Regions from separate parts of the Homo sapiens genome. Here region 1 is linked to region 2. A link is an interaction called in ENCODE POLR2A ChIA-PET data of the cell type or tissue named here. Cell type or tissue: B cell. All regions are shown on one strand. Links, peaks and the distances in the headings refer to the core of each region. The heading gives the core; the rest is flanking DNA.

Evidence for each region. ChIA-PET counts read pairs that join two places held together with the same protein. Peaks named below come from ENCODE experiments on the same cell type or tissue, not always from the same donor. Only the 100,000 strongest peaks of a DNase experiment are listed, where the experiment ranks them.
Region 1: POLR2A ChIA-PET joins it to region 2 with 11 read pairs; 9 of 35 experiments call an interaction of 5 or more read pairs at or near these places.

Annotation. Positions count from the first base shown.
Region 1 is chr20:5,617,471-5,626,098 of GRCh38, forward strand. No RefSeq gene overlaps it. Among named protein-coding and RNA genes, the nearest start is that of GPCPD1, 11 kb to the left of the region's middle. RefSeq lists an enhancer at 8,045-8,546. In B cell, for the core only: no CTCF peak of the experiment used is centred there; no DNase peak of the experiment used is centred there.
Region 2 is chr20:5,670,929-5,679,556 of GRCh38, forward strand. No RefSeq gene overlaps it. Among named protein-coding and RNA genes, the nearest start is that of GPCPD1, 64 kb to the left of the region's middle. In B cell, for the core only: a CTCF peak has its summit at 3,671; a DNase peak (open chromatin) is centred at 3,593; H3K4me3 peaks cover 295 bases; H3K27ac peaks cover 1,373 bases.

The DNA of each region.
Region 1 (8,628 bases), core at 495-8,494, 53 kb before region 2:
GCCTCGGCCTCCCAAAGTGCTGGGATTACAGGCGTGAGCCATCGCACCCAGCCAATACAGTGATTTTTTTAAACCAACCACCAACTATAGCTTCTACCATTGTGAGTTTCCTTCTGTGGCCACATTATTTCATGAGTCCAATTTTGCAAGTCTATATTTTGTTACAAAGTATTGATTCTTCCAGCAATGTTTGGGTAATAGCACAGCTTACCTTGGCAGTTTCAGCTATTATCAGCTTCATTTTGCACTGATTCTTCTCCCAGAAATATTCTTTATGAGTTGGATAAAAGAGTAATCACATATACTTATCTCTTGGCCAATTCATGAAAATATTTTGACTATTCTCCTCAGATATTCCACAACTGATCTACTGTGAGAATCTTTTACCAGACTCAAACACTATCAATTTTATGTGTTTTATGCACCTCATTGGTGGCCCTGCTACTCAAAGAAACTTTCCATGCCTTTTACTCCCTTGGCTTGAGTCCATGCGGCAGTTTCCCAAACTATAGTATGCACTACCTAGGCTTCATGTAGGTGATAAAATTGTTAGTGTTTGCTATTGATTGTTCTTTTAGATAAAGATCAATCCTAAAGGCTGGGCGCGGTGGCTCACACCTGTAATCCCAGCACTTTGGGAGGCCGAGGCGGGCAGATCACCTGAGGTCAGCAGGTCGAGACCAGCCTGGCCAACATGGAGAAACCCTGCCTCTACTAAAAATACAAAATTAGCAGGGCGTGGTGGCACATGCCTGTAATCCCAGCTACTCGGGAGGCTGAGGCAGGAGAATTGCTTGAATCCAGGAGGTGGAGGTTGCAGTGAGCCGAGATGGCGCCATTGCATTCCAGCCTGGGCAACAAGAGCGAAACTCTGTCTCAAAAAAAAAAAAAGAAAAGAAAAGAAACAAAACAAAGATAAAGATTAATTCTATATGGAGAAGACCAAGGAATTGCTGATTTCTGAAGCAATTTAAGTGCCTCAAATATGAGCCTTTAAACCAATTTTAAATTGGCTGCAGTTTTTTGGGTATATTGCTTTCCAACTTCTTGAATCCATCATAAGATCCAAATGTCTGGAGCAAGAAAGGTTCACATGGTAAGGTCAAAAGGTCTTCCTTGACCCATTTCTTCCTTTATGAAATGAGAATTTAACACTATAGGACGGCCTGGTGTGGTAGCTCATGCCTGTAATCCTAATGCTTTGGGAGGCTGACGGGGGAGGATTGCTGGAGACCAGGAATGTGAGACCAGTTGGGCAACATAGCAAGACCCCATCTCTAAAAAATAAAAATAAAAAATTAGCCAGCCATGGTGGCTTACGCCTGTAATCCTAGTTACTTGGAAGGCTGAGGTAGGAAAATTGCATGAACCTGGGAGGCAGAGGTTGCAGTGAGCCAAGATTTCACTGCTGCACTCCAGCCTGAGTGATAGAGCAAGACTCTGTCTCAAAAATAAATAATAAATAAATAAATAAGGGCCAGGCATGGTGGCTCACACCTGTAATCCTAGCACTTTGGGAGGCCCTAGCAGGTGGATTGCTTGTGCCCAGAAGTTTGAGGCCAGCCTGGGCAATGTGGCAAAACTCTGTCCCTACAAAAATACAAAAATCAGCCAGACCTGATGGCATGTCCCAGTGGTTTAAGCTACCTGGGAGGCTGAGGTGGCAGGATTGCTTGAGCCTGAGAGGTTGCGGCTACAGTGAGCTCTGATCACACCACTGCACTACAACCCAGGCAACAGAGGGGAGACCTTGTCTCCAAAAGAAAGAAAAAAAAAAATTCAAAAGCCATCTCAAAAGTCTAGTCTTAGGTTCTACAACAGTGATGTTAATTACAGGAGTAATTGGAGAAGTCGCAAATCTTGTGATTTCCAGAATAAAGATTTGTAATACATCTGCATCTTAGTCAAATTTTAACCCCTTCCATCCTCCTAACCTGTGGCCTTTCATTAGTTTTACAAAGGCAGTTTAGTTTTGGGAAAGGCTGTTACCATTTTTTAATTTTTCAAATCTTTTTCTTTTTCAGGGTGGGTGAGGGGGCCAGACCCTGCCTCAAAGAAAAAAAAAAGAAAAGAAATGAAAAAATCTTTTTCTTTTTTATTTCTTTTCTTTGTTTGTTTTTTGAGATGGAGTCTCACTCTGTCGCCCAGGCTGGAGTGAGTGCAGTGGTGCGATCTCAGCTCACTGCAACCTCCACCTCCTGGGTTTAAGTGATTCTCCTGCCACAGCCTCCCGAGTAGCTTGGATTACAGGCACCTGCCACCACGCCTGGCTAATTTTTGTATTTTTAGTAGAGACAGGGTTTCACCGTGTTGGCCAGGCTGGTCTCGAACTCTTGACCTGAGTGATACACCCGCCTCTTCCTCCCAAAGTGTTGGAATTACAGGCGTGAGCCACCATGCCCGGCTTTTCTTTTTTCCCTTTTTTTCTTTTTGAGAAGAAGCCTCACTCTGTCGCCCAGGCTGGAGTGCAATGGCGCAATCTTGGCTCACTGCAACATTCGCCTCCCAGGTTCAAGTGATTCTCGTGCCTCAGCCTCCCGAGTAGCTGGGATTACAGGCATGTGCCACCATGCCTGGCAAATTTTGTATTTTTAGTAGAGGTGGGGTTTCACCATGTTGGTCAGGCTGGCCTCGAACTCCTGACCTTAGGTGATCCGCCTACCTCTGCCTCCCAAAGTGCTGGGGTTACAGGCGTGAGCCACCACTCTTGGCCGGCTTTTCTTTTTCATTAAGAAACATATTACTGCTTTTTTCTCCCCCACCTTTTTTGAGATGGAGTCTTACTCTGTCACCCAGGCTGGAGTGAAGTGGCGTGATCTCGGCTCACTGCAACCTCTGCCTCCTAGGTCCAAGCGATTCTCCTGCCTTAGCCCCTGAAGTAGCTGGGATTACAGGCATGCACCACCATGCCCAGCTAATTTTGTATTTTCAGTAGAGACGGAATTTCGCCATGTTGGCCGGGCTGATTTTGAACCTGTGACCTCAGGTGATCCACCTGCCTTGGCCCCCCAAAGTGCTGGGATTACAGGCATGAGCCACCGCCCCCGGCCCAATGAAGCTTTAAAGAAAAATTACCACCTTTAACACAATGTAACATAATTGCAGCCTTTTTTTGTTGTTGTTTTTTGTTTTTTGTTTTTTGAGACAGAGTCTCGCTCTGTCGCCCAGGCTGGAGTGCAGTGGTGTGATCTCGGCTCAATGCAAGCTCTGCCTCCCGGGTTCACGCCATTCTTCTCCCTCAGCCTCCCAATTGCAGCTCTTTAAGGCATGTGTAATATAGACTCTTTAGAAATCAAAACCTTATAAAACTGCCAGGCATGGTGACTCACACCTGTAATCTCAGCACTTTGGGAGGCCGAGGCGGGTGGATTGCCTGAGCTCGAGAGTTCGAGACCAGCCTGGCCAACATAGCGAAACCCCGTCTCTACTAAAAATACAAAAAATTAGCCGGGCGTGGTGGCGGGCACCTGTAGTCCCAGCTACTTGGGAGGCTGAGGCAGGAGAATCGCTTGAACTCGGGAGGCGGAGGTTGTGGTGAGCCAATATTGTGCCACTGCACTCCAGCCTGGGTGACAGAGTGAAACTCCATCTCAAAAAAAAAAAAAAAAAAAAAACCTTATGAAACTAAGAAGCCAAAGTTACTTCAGAAAACATTGAACTGAGCCATTTTGTTTCCTCCCTGGTCCATTTATTATGATGATGAAAAATAATGTTATTATGATTAATTTTTTGTATCTTTCCAAATGCCTCTCAGTCTTGTGCATTCGGCATTAAAATGGATTCCCCAAGGGAATTCTTTCTACTGCTTAAATGTTTCAGCAATTCACTGGCTATCATTTTATCATTTTAGTGAAAATATTGATGACTGTCCACAGAATGAGCTGCTGTTTGCAGGGTATATCCTTACTGTGAACAAAAGAGCTTTAACAGCGCGGTTACCACACACCAGGCTCAAAAACCCAGCTGCCAACTCCAGGCTGGAAGCCAGCCAAAGTGAGCTAGGACTGGAGTCAGGAAGACAGGGGTTCTTGGCAATGACACCCAATTAATTATGTGCATGATTTAGATGGGGGAAGATTAGAGGCCATGCTTTTGCTCTCTGTTCTACTCCTGACTTGCTGGCTCATACCCTACCTTTGTTATTTACTTATAACATGAAAACGAGAGTGACGACTAACACTTCCTTGCCTTTATCTGTTATATCTCTATTTTGCTTTCCTATAAGCAGGCTTTCAAGGCAAGGAGGTCTTTTTTATTTTATTTTATTTTATTTATTTATTCATTTATTTTTTGAGATAGAGTTTCGCTCTTGTTGCCCATGCTGGAGTGCAGTGGCACAATCTCAGCTCACCACAACCTCCACCTCCAGATTCAAGCAATTCTCCTGCCTCAGCCTCCCGAGTAGCTGGGATTACAGGCATGCACCACCACACCTGGCTAATTTTGTATTTTTAGTAGAGACGAGGTTTCTCCATATTGGCCAGGCCGGTCTCGAACTCCTGACCTCAAGTGATCTGCCTGCCTCGGCCTCCCAAAGTGCTGGGATTACAGGCATGAGTTACTGCACCTGGCCCTGGCGAGGACTATGTCTTATTGATCATACCAGTTGTTATGTGCACAGTTGCTGGCACATAACAGTGCAAATATACTCACAGACAGCACTGAAAATTTCAGGAAAAAGTACTAGGTTTGTCAACCCTCGATGTCAATATTTTATTTATTAATCATATAACAATGCTGGGCTTAGCCACTGGAGAGGTTTTTTTTAAAAATGTATTGACTTTGGGCCAGGAGTGGTGGCTCACGCCTGTAATCCCAGCACTTTGGGAGGCCGAGGCGGGCGGATCACGAGGTCAGGAGATCGAGACCATCCTGGCTAACACAGTGAAACCCCGTCTCTACTAAAAATACAAAAAATTAGCCAGGCGTGGTGGCGGGCGCCTGATGTCCCAGCTACTCGGGAGGCTGAGGCAGGAGAATGGCGTGAACCTGGGAGGCAGAGCTTGCAGCGAGCCAAGATTGCGCCACTGCACTCCAGCCTGGGCGACAGAGCGAGACTCCGTCACAAAAAAAAAAAAAAAAATGTATTGACTTTGGAATGCATACCCCAACCCAGCACAGGCCCCCACCATGCCCTGTTGCTCACTCACTCTCCTAATCATGCATTTCATATTTCCAGCCTGGCCCAGGATTCCAGGCTTTGGATTTCAGGGTAAAGAACAAACTCCTGATTATCTCAATCCTGTTGGGTAAAGGGAACTTTATCCTCTTTCATGAAAATAGTTGGGCATCCTGGCTATGTCCCTTGCTATATTTTCCTGCTAAAAGAGCAAATTAAATCCAAACCCAATGTGCATGGAGAGAAGGTGGAAATCATCCAAACCACTTGGAATTAACCAATGCTATCATACAATCAATTAATATGACTAGATATAAACAGGCTAAGAGATCAAAAATGAAATAATAAAAATATTTTCCTAAAGAAAAAGGAAGACAGACTAGGTGGGGTGGTTCATGCCTATAATACCAGCACTTTGGAAGGCTGAGGAAGGCCAATCACTTGAGCCCAGGAGCTTGAGACCAGCCTGGGCAACATGGCGAAACCCCATCTCTACTAAAAATACAAAAATTAGCAGGGTGTGGTGGGGTGCACCTGTAGTCCCAGCTACTCAGGAAGCTGAGGTGGAAGGAACACTTGAGCCCAGGAGGGTAAGGTTGCATTGAACCAAAATAGCACCACTGCACTCCAGCCTGTGTGGCAGGAGGGAGACTCTGTCTCAAAAAAAAATGAGTAAATAAAATAAAAATAAATAAAAAAGAAAAGAAAAAAATACCAAGGGAATATGAAAGTAATGATTAGCATTCTAAGACTTTTTTTTTTTTTTTTGAAATGGGGTATTGCTCTGTCACCCAGTAGCAGGGACTCCAGGGGCATGCCACCATGCCTGGCCAATTTTTGTATTTTTTTGTAGAGATGGGGTTTCGCTATATTACCCAGGCTGATCTTGAACTCCCGAGCTCAATGAATGCACCTACCTTGGCCTCCCAAAGTGCTGGGATTACAGGTGTGGGATTACCCTAGCTGGTACTTTTTAAAATCAGAATAAATGGTCTTTACTTATTTAATACAAACATTATACCTATAACTCATGACTGGAAAACTGAATTAGGGCCGGGTACAGTGGTTCATGTCTGTAATCCCAGGACTTTGGTAGGCTGAGGTGGGCAGATCACTTGAGGTCAGGAGTTCAAGATCGGCCTGGGCAACATGATGAAACCCGGTTCCCACTAAAAATACAAAAACTAGCCAGGCACGGTGGCACACACCTGTAATCCCAGCCACTTGGGAGGCTGAGGCAGAAGAATCGCTTGAACCGAGGAGGCAGAGGTTGAAGTCAGCAGAGACTGCACCGCTGCACTCCAGCCTGGGTGACAGAGCAAGACTCTGTCTCAAAAAAAAAAAAAAAAAAAAAAAACTAAATTATAGTGTGTGCAGTCAACCAATGCCCATCAGAAATGAAAACTATCTCCTAAGTTACTTTATTACTCAGCCAGGTATGGAAAATAGCATTTGCGTGGGCATGGTGGCTCATATCTGTAATCCCAGCAGTTTGCAAGGCTGAGGTGGGAGGATCCCTTGAGGCCAAGAGTTTGAGATCAGCCTGGGCAACATAGTGAGATACCATCTCTGAAAAAAAAAATTAATAGGGATTAATAAATTCTAATATTAGTTGAGGCTGAGCCCTGGTGGCTTACACTTGTAATCCCAGCACTTTGGGAGGCCGAGGCAGGTGGATCACTTGAGGTCGGGAGTTTGAGACCAGCCTGGCCAATATGATTGAGTTGTATGTTTTACCTCATGGCATGAGTAAAACATACTCATCTTTTAGTAGAGATGGCGAAACCCCATCTTTACTAAAAATACAAAAACTAGCCGGGCGTGGTGGTGAGTGCCTGTAATCCCAGCTACTCAAGAGGCTGAGACAGGAGAATCGCTTGAACCTGGGAGGTTAAAGTTGCAGTGAGCCAAGATCACGCCATTGCACTCTAGCCTGGGCGGCGGAGTGAGACTCCGTCTCAATCAATCAATCAATCAATAATATTAGTTGATTTTAGAGAATTTGTAACCACCCAGTGGGTTCACCTTGCCTGCTATCTAGATAGAGCTGATTTCTCAAGACAGGGGAATTGCAATAGAGACAGTAATTAACACAGAGCTGGTACAGGAGACTGGAGTTTTATTATTACTCAAATCAGTCTTCCCGAGCATTTGGGGATCAGAGGTTTTTCTTTTTTTTTTGTGAGAGAGTCTTGCTTGTTGCCCAGGCTGGAATCCAGTGGCTCAATGCTCAATCTCGGCTCACTGCAACCTCCGCCTCCCAGGTTGAAGCAATCCTCCTGCCTCAGCCTCCCAACTAGCGGGGATTACAGGCACACACCACCAGACCCGGCTAATTTTTGTATTTTTAGTAGAGATGGGATTTTACCATGTTGGCCAGGCTGGTCTTGAACTCCTGACCTCAGATGATTTGCCCACCTCGGCTTCCCAAAGTGCTGGGATTACAGGTGTGAGCCACTACGCCTGGCCAGGGGATCAGAGTTTTTAAGGACAACTTAGTGGGTGGGAGGAAGCTGGTAAGCCGAGAATGTGGATGGGCCATGTCAGAGATGAAATTATAGGGAGTTGAAGCTGTCTTCTTGCACTGAGTCAGTTCCTGAGTGGGGCCACAAGGTCAGATGAACCAGGTTATCTTTCTGGGTGTTGCCAGCTGATCCATCAAGGGCAGAGTTTGCAAAATATCTCAAGCACTAATCTTAGGAGCAGTTTAGGGTGGGTCAGCATCTTGTAGCCTCCAGCTGCATGACTCCTAAACCATGATTTCTAATCTTGTGGCTAATTTGTTAATCCTACAAAGGCAGTCTAGTCCCCAGGCAAGAAGGAGGGTTTTTTTGGGAAAGGACTGTTATTGTCTTTGTTTTAAACTATAAACTAAGTTTCTCCCAAAGTTAGTTCAGCCTATGCCCAAGAATGAACAAGGACAGCTTGGAAGTTAGAAGCAAGATGGAGTTGGTTAGGTCAGCTCAGTTATAATTTTGCAATGGTGGCTTCAACATTTTTCTGGGTTTGGGGAGAGAAGTTCCAGGCAGGGAATTGACCACAGAAGGGTTCTATAGAAAAATGGCCTCAGGTGGCGGGGCGCGGTGGCTCACGCCTGTAATCCCAACTCTTTAGGAGGCCAAGGCGGGTGGGTCACCTGAGGTCAGCAGTTCGAGACCAGCCTGGCCAACATGGTGAAACCCCATCTCTACTAAAAATACAAAAAGTAGCCGGGCGTGGTGGCAGGCACCTGTAATCCCAGCTACTCAGGAGGCTGAGGCAGGAGAATCACTTGAACCTGAGAGGCCGAGGTTGCAGTGAGCCGAGATCGTGCCATTGCACTCCAGCCTGGGGGACAAGAGTGAGACTTCATCTCAAAAAAAAAAAGAAAAGAAAAACAGCCTCAGGTTGGGTGCAGTGGCTTATGCCTGTAATCCCAGCACTTTGGGAGGCCAAGGTGGGAGGATCACTTAAACCCAGGAGTTCAAGACCAGCCTGGGCAATATGGCGAGACCCTGTCTCTACAAAAA
Region 2 (8,628 bases), core at 167-8,166:
AGCAAATGAGACCCATGAGAATCTGGGGCTCAGGCAAAAGTTCCAGAAGAAGTTTAAATGCTGAGGTGGGGCCTGTGAAGGAGGGAGGGAGCGCTGGAGACCAGGGGCCTTGGCGATCTGTTTACAACACAAGGGTGACCAGAGCTGTCTGTCTGTAGAGGGCCCTGATGGGAGCAGAGGCATCCAGACAAACAGGGCTCATGCTCTTCTGGGAATCCCTGCCTCACCATGAAACAGAAGAGAGAGATTCCACCAACTGCTTGGATATGTCCCCTTTACATTTCTCCAGCCCAGATGGTGGTGGTGGTGGTGGTGTTGTTTTGAGAAAAAGTCTTGCTCTGTCACCCAGGCTGGAGTGCAGTGGTGCGATCTCAGCTCACTGCAACCTCCACCTCCTGGGTCCAAGAGATTCTCCCCCCTCAGCCTCCTGAGTAGCTGGAATTACAAGCGTATACCACCATGCCTGGCTAATTTTCGTATTTTAGAGACGGGGTTTCGCCATGTGGGCCAGGCTGGTCTCAAACTCCTGACCTCAGGTGATCTGCCTGCCTTGGCCTCTCAAAGTGCTGGGATTACAGGCGTGAGCCACCATGCCCTGCTCCAGATTGGTAAGAACCCAGTGCTTTCCTTGGTGTATAACAATTACCCCACACTCTTGAGTGTCTTAAAATAGTCAGCAGACGTTAAAAGTTGCATCAGAATCTTTTTTTTTTCTTTTGAGACGGAGTCTTGCTGTGTCACCCAGGCTGGAGTGCAGTGGCACAATCTCGGCTCACTGCAAGCTCTGCCTCCCGGGTTCACACCATTCTCCTGCCTCAACCTCCCGAGTAGCTAGGACTACAGGCACCTGCCACCACGCCCGTCTAATTTTTTGTATTTTTAGTAGAGATGGGGTTTCACCGTGTTAGCCAGGATGGTCTCGATCCCCTGACCTTGTGATCCACCCACCTCGGCCTCCCAAAGTGCTGGGATTACAAGGCGTGAGCCACCGCGCCCGGCCTGCATCAGAATCCTTTTTTTAAAAAAAGTTACCTTGGACCAGGCAGGGTGGCTCACTCCTGTAATCCCAGCACTTTGGGAGGCCAAGGCAGGTGGATTATCTGAGGTTAGGAGTTCGAGACCCGCCTGACCAACATGGTGAAACTCTGTCTCTACTAAAAATACAAAATTAGCCAGACATGGTGGTGCACACCTGTAATCCCAGCTACTGGGGAGGCTGAGGCAGAAGAATCGCTTGAACCCAGGAAGTGGAGGTTGCGGTGAGCCGAGATTGTGCCATTGCACTCCAGCCTGGGCAACAAGAGCAAAACTCCGTCTCAAATAAATAAATAAATAAAAAATAAATATAAAAAAGTGATCTTATATTAGTCTGTTCTCATGCTGCTATAAAGAACTTCCCTAGACTGGGTAATTTATAAGGGAAAGAGGTGTAACTGACCCACGGTTCCACATGACTGGGGAGGCCTCAGGAAACTTACAATCATGGCAGAAGGGGAAACAAGCCGTCTTACGTGGCAGCAGGTGAGGCCGGGGGTGTGGGGAGAGGGAGAGAGCACGTGTAAGCACAGGAAAAACTACTCTTTAAAACCGTCAGATCGCATGAGAACTCACTATCATGAAAACAGCACGGGGGAACTGCCCCCATAATCCAATCACCTCCTACCAGGTCTCTCCGTTAACGCCTGGGGATTACAAGTCAAGATGAGATTTGGGTGAGAACACAAAGCCTAATCATATCAGATCTGTTTTTATTTTATTTTATTTTATTTTATTTTATTTTATTTTATTTTATTTTATTTTATTTATTATTTTATTTTATTATTTTATTTTATTATTTTATTTTATTTTATTTTATATTTTATTTTATTTTATTTTGAGAGGGAGTCTAACTCTGTCACCCAGGCTGGAGCGCAGTGCCGCGACCTCCGCTCACTGCAAGCTCCGCCTCCCGGGTTCCCGCCATTCTCCTGCCTCAGCCTCCAGAGTAGTGGGGACTACAGGCGCCCACCACTACGCCCGGCTAATTTTTTATATTTTTAGTAGAGACGGGGTTTCACCTGTGTTAGCCAGGATGATCTCGATCTCCTGACCTCGTGATCCGCCCGCTTCGGCCTCCCAAAGTGCTGGGATTACAGGCGTGAGCCACCGCACCCGGCCATATCTGTTTTTAAATATACATAATATTGAATTATATCTGTTCTTATGTTTAAAGTACTAGTAGGAAATACCCAAAATATTAATAATCTTTGTAACTGAGGGATAGGTTTATACTTGATTTTTACTTTTACTTTTCATTTATCTGTAGTGCCTATATTGTCTACAATAAACATGTATTATATATTTACTTTTGTTGTAAGGAACAAAGGTTTTTCTAAAAGTGGGGAGTGAGACTTAACCCCTGAACTCCCCCCAAAAAGACCATTGAATTTGTTTTCATGAGAATTAAACATTTCTTGAGTCAAAGACACCAAAAGTGAACTTAACAGCAGATGAACTGAGAAAAAGTATTTACAATGTGCAGAGCAGAAAAAGAGTTTTATTTTTCTGAAAACATTTTTATTTATTTATTTATTTTGAGACAGGGTCTCACTTTGTCACCCAGGCTGCAATGCAGTGCTATTATCTCAGCTCACTGCAGCCTTGACCTCCTGGGTTCAAGTGATCCTCTAACCTCAGCCCCCCAAGTATCGGGGACTACAGGTGCACGCACCACCGCACCCAACTAATTATTTGTATTTTTTGTAGAGACAGATTTTCGCTATGTTGCCCAGGCTCAAACTTCTGGGCTACAGCAATCTGCCCACCTTGACCTCCCAAAGTGCTAGGATTACAGGCATGAGCCACCATGCTTGGCCAGGAAAAGAATTTTAATCATTATATACATATACGTGTGTGTGTGTGTGTGTATACATATATATAAAACAAGTCAATAAGAAAAATAAAAACAATCAATAGAAAATTGAACAAAAGATAACAGCAATTTACAGAAGTTGAAGAAAAAAGTCCAATAAATATATGAAAAGATTTTAATCTCATTAAAAACGAAGGAAATAGAGGTCACAACCATTAATAAAATATTTTTTGCCAAAAAAATTTTTTTTGCTTATCACTTTAGAAAATACCTTAAAAATCACTAGCAATCAGAGTTTGTGAGGATGGTTATTCTCGCTAATAATACCAACCATCTATGTGTATACCTACTGTTGGTGGAACTGAAAATTGGCAGAGCCCTTTCTGAAAAGAACTTAGTGGTATATGTCAATACTTTAGGTATGCATGCCCTATGACACAGTGGTTCCAATTTCAGGTATCTATTCCAGAGAAATATTTGCCCATGTGCATGAAGAGGTGTGTACAAGAAGAGGCATGAGTCATAAAGCACTGGAAACAACACAAATGTCTAGCATGGAAGAATGGTTATGTAAACTATGATTGGTCTGTTCTATTGAAAAACCACACAGCACCTAAAACAATTAGAAAGACCTATATGTGGTGACATGGCAAGATAGAGCAACATAGCTCAGGGGTAACCACTGAGGGCCTGTCTGGATTCAAATCATGTTTCTGAAACTTCCTGTCTGTCAGACCTTGGAGAAGCCGCCTAAAGCGCTCTAAGTTTCCACTTCCCCATTTGTAAAATCGGAAAGATAGTATTATGTGCCTCCTAGGGCTGTTAATGAGAATTAAATGGGGCAATACATGCACTGTGTTTTTTTTTTTTTTTTTTTTTTGAGACAGGGACTTGCTCTATCATCTAGAGTAGAGTGCAGTGGCATTATCATGGCTCATTGCAGCCTTGACCTCCCAGGTTCAAATGATCCTCCTACCTCAGCCTCCTGGGACTGTAGCTGGGAATACAGGAGTGCACCACTGTGCTTGGCTAATTTTTATTTTTTTGTAGAGATGGGATCTTGCTATGTTGCCCAGGGTAGTCTCGAACTCCTGGGCTCAAGTGATCCACCCGCCTCAGCATCCCAAAGTGCTGGGATTAGAGGTATTAGCCACTTTGCCTGGCCATACACAACATTTTGAACTGTGTGTGTCTCACAGTAATTTATCAATAAAAATACAAACTTTTGCATATTAGAGAAAAGCAAGTTGTAGAACACCAAACATGATATCAAAGCCTTAATACTAAAGGTAATATATGTGGGTATGCCTATATATGCATAGAAAATGGCCCAGTAGAAAACATGTCTCATTAATAGCGGTGTTTATTTCTGATAAAGGAAAGGACTGGGATAAGGCTGGGGTAGGAAAGCTGTCATATCAACTCTACACTTCAGTATTATTTACTTTTTTACAGAAATAAATGTAACTTGTTTGCTGCATGCAGGCACTTGCATGCGCACGCGCGCACACACACACACACACACACACACACATATGCATACACCAGTTACCTTGGGCAAGGCAATATAGGCTTTGACTCTAGTTTGAAGATTTCAAGAGTACCAAATGTTTTACTCAAGGAATTTGAGCAATTGTGCAATTTTCAACAGTGTTTTGTGTCTATTTTGGCTACACAGAGAACTTCCTCAACAACATGGAAACAGACGAGTTTAGATTGTAGTTAACAAGAATAATTTGCAGAAATAGAAAGAAGCAAATAATCTGTTCTGTTAATAACACTCATCTGTCACCCATGCAATGCCTTTCACAGTTGACTGAGAGCCAATTTTATCTTGCTGTCACATAGAGTGTCCTTTTTATCATTGCAGTTGCACACTTCCCACAATCTTTAGGCAAAGAGGCGGAACTGCCTCATCTACGTGTATAGAAGTTATCTTGTTGCCCGGGTTGGAGTGTGCAGTGTGCAGTCTTGCCTCACTGCAGCCTTGACCTCCTGGGTTTAAGCAATCCTCCTGCCTCAGCCTCCTGAGTTTCTAGGACTACATACATGCCACCATGCTGGGCTAATTAAAAAAAATTTTTTTTGTAGAGATAGGGTCTTGCTATGTTGCCCAGGCTGCTCTCAAACTCCTGGCTTCAAGTGATTCTCCCACCTCAGCGTTCTAATATGTAGGGATTATAGGTGTCAGCCACCATGCTCAGCCTCTCTTGTGTCTCTGAAGAAGGTGCTGGTGAAGAAAGGATCTGGGGCGTCCCAGGTGAGGGAGAACTTTCCAACGCATGCAATCCATCTTGGGCCTCAGGTGACACCCTTGTATCATTCTGAATTAGGAAACGCTTCATTTTTTTAAACCTCATTATGCAAGGAGAATATTTTTTAAAATATTTTAAGGCCAGGCGCAGTGGCTTATGCCTGTAATCCTAGCACTTTTGGAGGCCGAGGCAGGTGGATCACCTGAGGTTGGGAGTTTGAGACCAGCCTGGCCAACATGGTGAAACCCCATCTCTACTAACAACACAAAAAGTACACTGGGCATGGTGGTGCCTGCCTGTAATCTCAGCTACTTGGGAGGCTGAGGCAGGAGAATCGCTTGAACCTGGGAGGCAGAGGTTGGAGGAAGCTGAGATTGTGCCACTGCACTCCGGCCTGGGCGACAGAAGGAGACTCTGTTTCAAAAAAGAAAAAAAAATGCAATCAAAACAAAAATAATAATCATTATGATATGATACCCATGGATTAACCACTCAGATTTAATGGATTTGAACATTTTTACACAATAGATTCTGGTGTGATTTTTTAAAAAAAGTTTATTAAAAAAAATAAAACTGGCTGGGCACGGAGGCTCACGCCTATAATCCCAGCACTTTGGGAAGCTGAGGCGGGTGGATAGCCTGAGATCAAGAGTTTGAAACCAGTCTGGCCAACATGGTGAAACCCTGACTCTACTAAAAATACAAAAATTATCCAGGCGTGGTGGCACATGCCTGTAATCCCAGCTACTCGGGAGGCTGAGGCAGAAGAATTGCTGGAACCCAGGAGGTGGAGGTTGCGGTGAGCCGAGATCTCACCACTGCACTCCAGCCTGGGCAACAGAGCTAGACTCGGTGTCAAAGAAATAAATCAATTAGATTAAATTTAAAAAAAAACTATGCAACTACAGCTAACTCCTTCCACCCTGTCCCAATCCTTTCTTGTACTTCCTTTTGCAGAGGTAACCAGCTTCCTGAACTGAGAGAGATCATTAGTGAGCATAGTTTTATTTTCTTCTTTTTTTCTTTTTCTTTTTATTTAAATAATAGGGACGAGGTCTTGCTATGTTGAACAGTCTGGTCTTGAACTCCTGGCCTCAAGCAATCCTCCCATCTCAGCCTCCCAAAGTGCTGGGATTATAGACGTGAGCCACCATACCCAGCCAACTAATGAGCATAGTTTTAAATCTCCCCACATAAATACGTGCATCATTCAGGGCCTTGACAAGCATGTGCAAACGGGGTCATGGAAGACAATTTCATAAAAGTTCTCTTTGCAAATGTAGAGGCTGCAATAAGGGACCCCAGAAAGGGATGGTGAAGCATCTTGGGGGTAGCAACTGGAGGTCCCCTGCTACAGAACTCAGAAAGACTTGCCACTGTAGCAGAGGGTTACCGACAGTACTTGTGGTCTTCAGTGAACAAATGCAGCCTCTGCAAACCCCTGGCAAAGAGGGAGTAGGCAAGGAGAGGAAGAGAGTTAATTCCCCCTGCCTGTCTCTTCTCCTCCCCTCTGACTCCTACTGGTGCTTCCCATTGGATGAACCCAACCAAAGACAGAGAAAAGAGTTCTCTGATAAGGTCTGTAAAGCTTCCCAGGGCCAGAAGTAGGTAGAGAAGGCCAGGAAGAGGATGTGACAGCTGGAGAATATGTGTCCACAAACAACACAAAGCATTATTTGTGTGTTTTACAAATTCTCTTAAACGATATCACGCTTTTACATGGTTTTTGTTTGTTTTTCTCGAGACAGAATCTCACTCTTATTGCCCAGACTGGAGTGCAGTAGCGCGATCTCGGCTCACTGCAACCTCCACCTCCTGGGTTCAAGCGATTCTCCCGCCTCAGCTACCAAGTAGCTGGGATTACAGGCATGCGCCACCACACCCAGCTAATTTTTTTCTGTTTAGTAGAGATGGGGTTTCACCATGTTGGCCAGGATGGTCTCTAACTCCTGACCTCAAGTGATCCACCTGTCTTGGCCTCTCAAAGTGCTAGGATTATAGGCGTGAGCCACCGTGCCTGGCCTAATTCCTGCATTTATTTTAACTACTCTGTAGTATTCCATTGTTTTGCTATCCCGAGAAATGTTGCAATGAACAGGCTTAGGTACACACGGCCTGACCCATAAGCTCAAGAAACTTGCTTGGGTATTTATACAGAAGTAAATTTGGCTGCGTGTGGTGGCTCATGCATGCAATCCCAACACTTTCGAAGGTCAAGGTGGGCAGATCACTTGAGGTCAGGAGTTTGAGACCAGCCTGGCCAACATAGCGAAACCCCGTCTCTCCTGAAAATACAAAAAATTATTTGGGCATGGTGGTACACACCTGTAAGTCCAGCTACTCAGGAGGCTGAGACATGAGAATCACTTGAACCCAGGAGGCAGAGGTTGCAGTGAGCTGAGATCGCACCACTGCACCCCAGCCTAGGCAACAGAGCAAGACTCTGTCTCAAAAAGAACAACAAAAAAACCTGCTTAAAAAAAAATATATTTGTTGAATTGAAATTATGTACATATCAACTTTACTAAGTACTGCAAAATTGTTCTCTATTGTAATTATTCCAATTTTTCACTCCCACAGACTGAGTATAAAAGCCCGTTTCTGATTCTCCACCCTCACCACAGTTAGTGTTATCAGGATTGAAAAAGTTGCCAATCTAATGGCTCTGAAATTGTGTCTCATGGTTATTTTAATTTGCATTTCCCTGCTCTATACTTTTCTATACCTCATAATCTCCAATGGTGACACTGAAATCATGACAAACCTTCTATTATCACAAAGCAGGTATTAATGCTGCTAATGTTCACAGAATCAATGGCCATTACAAAATGTGCCTTCAGTTGATTGCTCACACCTCAGACTCCTTGAGTTTTCCATACATACAGCTCATGAATGCCAGATTACATGCTGAGCGATTTCATGAAGGAATGCTTGCCAATCAGCTCCATGAGAAAGCGATTCAAAATGATGTTGGTTTCCTATGTTTTCTTGTCACTTTTGAAGAATCCTGTTGAAATGCAAGTCACTTATGGAATGAGCTCCAAGATCTTTTTTTTTTCCCACATGAAAAATACAAGATATGAAACAGCAGGTGTTAGCAGGTTTGTGTTTGTTTAAAATTTAAAAACATGTAAAATGCTTATGAGAGTGTGCCTCTGGGGAGGAAACATAATTTCAGACTTACAGTGGGAAATAGATTTAGTTTTCATATAGAACTCTTGAAAATTTTTCGCTTTTGTTTTTTTTTTACCACCTCCAAATAGGCTAACAAACCAAAAAAATATGATCTGATTAAAACACAATTTGTGACTTTTTTAAAATCCCAAATTCTTTTGTTTTAACTTGCCATTAAATGGATGATTAAATACTGTTTTGGTCCACTGCGGCTGTTATAACAGAATATCATAGTCTGGGTGGCTTATAAACAACAGAAATCTATTTCTCACAGTTCTGGTAGCTGTGAATTTCAAGAACAAGGCAATAGCAGATTCAGCCTCTGGTGAGGGCCCACTTCCTGGTTCA